Regions from separate parts of the Homo sapiens genome. Here region 1 is linked to region 2. A link is a loop called in an ENCODE intact Hi-C map of the cell type or tissue named here. Cell type or tissue: thyroid gland. All regions are shown on one strand. Each heading gives the region's core, and the rest is flanking DNA. Links, peaks and the distances in the headings are about the cores only.

Region 1 (2,891 bases), core at 292-2,791, 150 kb before region 2:
ATGCATAGGTGGTGGAAAGATGGATGTTTAAAGATGGTTGGCTAGGAAGATAATTGGATGGATGGAGGATCCCCCAGGGTTGCTACCTGAGCAAACTCTGGGAGGTTTGGAAATCTTGATCACAGGGGTCTGTGGGCCTGTCCTGTGGATGAGAAGTCAAGACTGGAGAGGCTTTGACCTGGGCTGGTTTTAGGGATAGGGGCCACTGTGAGGACAGAGATGCAGAGGCACAGACAAGGAACTGGGTGGAGGTGCACTCTGCAGGATTTCTGGTGTCTGATGGAGATGGTTATTTGTGGACTCCAGATGATTCTAGAAGTCCCCAAGACTCTTCTGGGTGGGATTCATGAAGGCAGGTGGCAGGTTCCCCAGCTTAAAAGCCAATAGAAAAGTAAAGAATCGGGCCGGGCACGGTGGCTCACGCCTGTAATCCCAGCACTTTGGGAGGCCAAGGCGGGCAGATTACGAGGTCAGGAGATAGAGACCGTCCTGGCTATCACGGTGAAACCCCATCTCTACTAAAAATACAAAAAAATTAGCCAGGCGTGGTGGTGGGTGCTTGTAGTCCCAGCTACTCAGGAGGCTGAGGCAGGAGAATGGCGGGACCCGGGAGGCGGAGCTTGCAGTGAGCCGAGATGGTGCCACTGCACTCCAGCCTGGGCGACAGAGTCAGACTCCGTCTCTTAAGGAAAGAAAAGAATCGGAATGACAGATACCGGCAGTCTGAGGATTGGCGGAGATGGCCTCGCTGACTGGGAATATTTGAGCAGAGGCAGGAAATGGCTGGGGCGGAGGGACTGGCAGGAGCAGAAGCCTGATGTGGGGCTTGGGGCGTGCTGGGGCGTAGCGAAGTGGCAGGAGATCCCGGAGCACCGGCAGGGAGGGGAGCCAGAGGGAGAGGAAGGTGTGGAGGCCTTATGGAGCTCTCCTGGGGTCTTGGATGTTCACTCCGAGTGCGATGGGAGCTGCAGGAAGGTTTGATCCCCGGAGAGACCAGATCGGGCTTGAGCTCTGACCGCAACCCCTGGCGCTGGTTGGAGGGCACACGGGCAAGGCGGTGGTGGGAGCGCTGCGGCAGTGCAAGACCACAGAGCAGGGGGATATGCGGGGGGTGGGCTGGGAGGGCTAGGTGGGGCGTCTGACGAGGCTGGGGAACTCCTGTTCTTAAGCTCAGGCCGGGGTGAGCACTGTCCCTAGGAGGGTGTGGCCAATCCTCGCCCTCAAGGCACTGCGGCATGAATGAAGCGCTTTAAAGGGAGTTCCCAAAATGAAATCCCTAAGCGAAAGGTCTGGTCCTTCTGGGAAGCGGAGCAGACTGCGACAGCTGGCGTTGGAGCGGGGGGCGGTCCCAAGTCATCCTCAGGCCACCCGTGGCCAGCCCCAAGCTCTCTGCGGCGAGGAGCGCTAGCCCCAGAGCCTGGCGTCCTGCTGGGGAGGCGCCTTTCCCGCGGCGCTGGGCGCCCTGGGCATCCGGGAGGAGCACCCGTCCCGCCCTCTCCCCGCGCCCGGCTCCGCACTCCCCGCCAGCCCTGCGCCCCGCTCCCCGCGCGCCCCCTGGCGGCAAACTTCGCAATGGCTCCCGCCGCGCTCTGCTTTTCGGGGTTGCCGGAGGGGCGGGGCTGCCGGAGGGGCGGGGCTGCCGGAGGGGGCGGGGCTGCCGGAGGGGGCGGGGCTGCCGGAGGGGCGGGGCTCGAGTGGGAATGCAACCCTTGGACACGGTGGATCCTGGGAATCTAACCTTCCGTCCCGGGGCTGATGAGCTCCAGCCCTGCCCCAGGAACTGTGCTGGGGGCCCCTGGGGATGGGGACGCAAGCTCAGAGGGCGGAGACCTCGGGCGCCCCGGCTTCGTCCGCAAGGCGAGACGGGCCGCAGGGGACTGCTAGGGTCTGCAGGGGGGTCTGCGGGGGTGAGGGGGCGGGTGGGCTCGGAGGATGGCCCCGGGCTCCCAGGGAAGCTGGAAGGGCGTCGGGGGAGGTGACGGCGCGGAGACCTCGGACTCTCAGTCCTGCAGGGGCCGCGGACACAGGTGGGGAGGAGTGGGGGAGTTTTTCCCTGGGAGAAATGGGAAGCGTCGAAGGATTTTAAGGAGTGCGGCTGGTCGGGTTTGCATTCGGGGAGGTCGCTTTGTCTCTTGAGTGGAGAATGAGGAGGTGGCAACAGCAGGGGAGTCACCGGGAGGCTGCTCGGGTCCAGCTCAAAAACGCCAGGCCCGCCCCCGCCCCGCAGGTCCGCGGGAAGGAAGGAAAAGGCGTTGGGGATGCGTAGGAGGCAGAGGCCTTGGTGGTCGATCCGGTGTGGAGTGGGGCAGGGGCTGCGAGGAGGGCGCCCAGGACTGGTATCAGTGAACAGTGACGGTGGGGCAGGGCGGTGACCTTAGCACCAGCGCTTCGGTGGGGGGGAGGAAGCACCTGAGCCGCGGAGAAAGGCCTGCGTGAGGTGGGCACAGGCTGGCGTTGAAGCCCTGGGGTGGACTCACGTCCAGGGGAGGGCGGTGCTTCACACGTCCCAGGCACTGTCTTGTGTGGCCCCAAGTGCTGTCTGAATCTCTCCTGCGTCTTGGGCCCCAGCACCAACAGCCGTCGCCCTGGAGCCAGGCAGCAGCCTTAAGCTTCCCTGGGAGGCTGACTGGCTGGGAGCAGGGAGGTCCCATCGGGGAAGTAGGGGCGTGCAGGGGGCTTGGCGCCTGCAGTCCTGGAGGGGCAGGGCAGATGATAAGGCTAAGTACCTCCTGTCCTTTGCTCAGCCAGCCACTAGGAGGAGGCCGCAGAGAAGAAGCCGCCAGGGGCTGGGGGAGGCCAGGGACGGGGCAGGGAGGAGGGGCTGGGCTGAATGCAGGTGCCCCAGGAGCTGCGGGCTCTCCTTCCACAGGTTCGTGTCTGGTACACGGCTG
Region 2 (2,891 bases), core at 311-2,810:
TCCTCCCCAGCACCTATACTTCTCCACACCTGGCCAAGCCAGCCCCTAGCTGAGCCTGAAACACAGAGGCCTTCCGCATAGGTGTCACAAGAGGAAGGACACAGAGCGGGCCAGAGTCTAAGGGAGAGCTGGGAGTGGGCCCAGCAACCCAGGGGACTTCCCAGAAGAGGCAGCTCCTAGCCCAGCCCAGGACAGAAGAGCTTGGCCAAATGGAGAGAAGGCAATGAGGGCATTCCTGTTGTAGGCCCAGCCACGACGAGCCCGGATGGGAGTGGGCACTCAGCTTCCTGGGCATGGAGAAGGCCGGGAGGGAGCGGGCTCCTGGGGCATTGGAACTGGAGGCTCTGCGGGCTTGACCCTCCTGTCCACTTCTGAGCCTCACCCCCTTCCCTGAGCTGCACCAGGTGGGCACTGCCTGAGGCTTGGGGCAGGAGCCAGAGGCCAGCAGGCAGCCCAGCCTCCCTCCCTGGTGGTCCAGCTTCTGTTTCCCCACCAGGGAAAGAGCTGGGGTTGTTAGGAACACACTTACAGCATCACTGTCGGTGGCTTCTGAGAGGCCACCTCACTGGAGGGCACTCCAGGATGCCCTCTGCTGCCTCCTCCTCAAGGCCCATTCCTGCCACTAGCGGCTACAGAGGGGCTCCTTTGCCTGCGGTCACCCTGCCTGGTGGGGCAGGGCAGAGCCAGCACCTGTCAGAACAGCATGTCACCGACCAAAGCGTGCGACATTCTGCTCTGGCCCCTAAGAGCCCAGGGAGTCACTGCGTCACTGTCCCCAGCCTCAGTGTCCTTGTCTGCAGAATGGGAATACAGCCCTCCCCCAGTGTAGATGACCCAGTCAGGGAGACACCAGGGTGGTGACAGACCCGCCCGCGCTGTCACTCGGCATCCCTGGCTGCGTGGAGCTAGCAGCACAGGCAGCTGCAATCACTCCTGACCCCGAATGTGAGGTCCTGACCCACATTTGCAGCCTGAGGCCCTGAAGAGGGCACCAGCGAGGCACAGAACAGCGAGACCACCTCCACAGCTGCCTTGCTTTGCACCCTTCTTGGGAAAGGGCCCAGCCATCTCATGACCCCCACCGCAGAGAAGAGACCACCCACACATCTTCGCATGGTATCACCACCTGGGGCCTTCCCAACACGGTGGTGCTTTCTTGGGGGGTCGTGGGAGGTGCTCAGGCCACACCGGGGCAGCAGGTGCAGGGTGGGGGCCGGGGCCGGGGAGGGGTTCCCTGTCTCCCCAGTTATCAGGGGCCCAGCTCTGCCCCTGGGAAAGAGGCAACCTGCCCCTGGAGTAGGCAAGAGTGTGACACCCAGAGCCCACTGGGAGTGAACTGGCTGGTGTTACAGTCGGCAGCGCTGCGTGGGGTGGTCCCAGCATGGCCACCAGGGGGCAGCCTCGGCACAAAAGCCGCCCAGGAGATGGCTCCCTGCTGGGCTGGTGCCTGGTGTGTCGGGCAGAGGGCAGGTTTGGACTGGACAGGAAGACGAGAGCAGGGGAGAGTCCGCCCATCTCCAGCCTGCTGAGAGGAAACTGCAGGTGGAAAAGGCCTGGACCAAATCCAGGCTGGGAAAGGCAGTAGTTGGCAGGGTGCTTGTCAGGAATGCACGTTCCTGGGCCGCAGGGTTGGGGAGGGTCTGGGAACCGGTGTGCTGGACAGAACTCCCAAGGTCTCTGATCTTGCAAGTCTCCTACCAAAGCTCCAGCGAGAGCCACTGACCTTATTCCCTAAGAGCGGATGGTTCCGTAGGCTGGACACAGGGAGGGACTGCCCCAGACGGGCTGGGAACCATGAAGCCAGCACAAGCCTCTGTGGAGGCAGGGGGTGGATGAGATGGTCCTGGACCCTGCAGCTTGGGAGTCTCTGGGTGCCCGTGAGTGAGGAGGAAGCAGAGCAGAAAGGCTGTGCAGGGAAGCTGGGGGCAGGGTAGTGGTCCCATGCCTGGGGGCCCTGCCCTTCTCCCTCTGAGGAGGTCGACCTGCAGCCATGTGGGCAGGGCCAGTCATAGTGAAAGAGGAGGGGGCCAGGGGCCTCCAGCCCACCGGAGCCATCATCCTCCCGCTGCTGTGCCCAAACACCTTGGGCTCCCATCTGCGACACCGTGAAGCAGGTGCTGTAGGGGCCTCCCTGCTCTGGAGCCCCCCAGACAAGCCTCCCACCCTAAGTGCGCACCAGACAGACAGGCCACAGGAGGGGCCTTGGTAGTGCCTGCTGCAGCTGGGGGGCATGCCCAGGCCAGGGGCACCCCTCTCACCTGCAGCATTGTCGGCACCATTAGCATTGACCTGTTTTCCCCAAGGAGTGGGGTCCAGCCTGCACCAGTGCCGGCCAGCCCAACCCCCTGGCCAGTGGCTGCCAATGCCCTGGGTGTGGTCAGCTGCAGCAGCATAGACCCAGCGCCCAAGGGACTGCCCTGCCCCCCTCAGCCCTGCCCTCCAAGATGCTGAGACACCCAGGCCCCGGAACCAGGCCCAGTGCAGGGACAGACACACAAAGAGCAGCAGGTACACATGCCGTAGCCTGCGGCTCAGAGGGAGGCTACTGACCATCCCTGGGGGCATGCCAGTAGGTAGCACCCACTTTCCCTTGCCCAGCACTGCGGGACCCTGTGGCCTGACTTTGACCCCATTCAGGCCCCTCACCAGGCCCCAGACCTCAGGCCTAGCCCTGCCACAGCCTCCACCTAGCCAGCGACCCCACCACACAGCCACACAGTAGACGCAGCCCAGCCCTGCCTGGAAGCCCCGGACCAAAGTGGAGAGCCCAGACTCCTGGACCAGCCTGGCTGCTCTCCCGCAAAGCAGGTGAGAGGGCAAGCCTGGTGCAGGTGCCCCGGGTCCCGGCGGCCCCGGCTTTCACGCCCCTTGCAGACACCAGCCCTGCTCCA

The links. Hi-C counts contacts between places; a loop is a spot of excess contacts. Peaks named below come from ENCODE experiments on the same cell type or tissue, not always from the same donor. Only the 100,000 strongest peaks of a DNase experiment are listed, where the experiment ranks them.
Region 1: it touches region 2 in a loop (2.0-fold over the local background); 3 of 110 quality-filtered maps call a loop at or near these places.

Annotation. Positions count from the first base shown.
Region 1 is chr14:104,825,039-104,827,929 of GRCh38, forward strand. No RefSeq gene overlaps it. Among named protein-coding and RNA genes, the nearest start is that of VESTAR, 5.3 kb to the left of the region's middle. RefSeq lists a silencer at 1,509-1,678 and enhancers at 1,828-2,613, 2,614-2,891. In thyroid gland, for the core only: CTCF peaks have their summits at 1,550 (motif pointing left) and 2,753 (motif pointing right); DNase peaks (open chromatin) are centred at 823, 1,573 and 2,403; H3K4me3 peaks cover 2,015 bases; H3K27ac peaks cover 560 bases.
Region 2 is chr14:104,974,894-104,977,784 of GRCh38, forward strand. The region is part of intron 1 of AHNAK2 (AHNAK nucleoprotein 2); the gene reads right to left. Among named protein-coding and RNA genes, the nearest start is that of AHNAK2, 2.0 kb to the right of the region's middle. RefSeq lists an enhancer at 859-938 and a silencer at 1,139-1,358. In thyroid gland, for the core only: a CTCF peak has its summit at 1,389 (motif pointing right); a DNase peak (open chromatin) is centred at 1,438; H3K4me3 peaks cover 6 bases.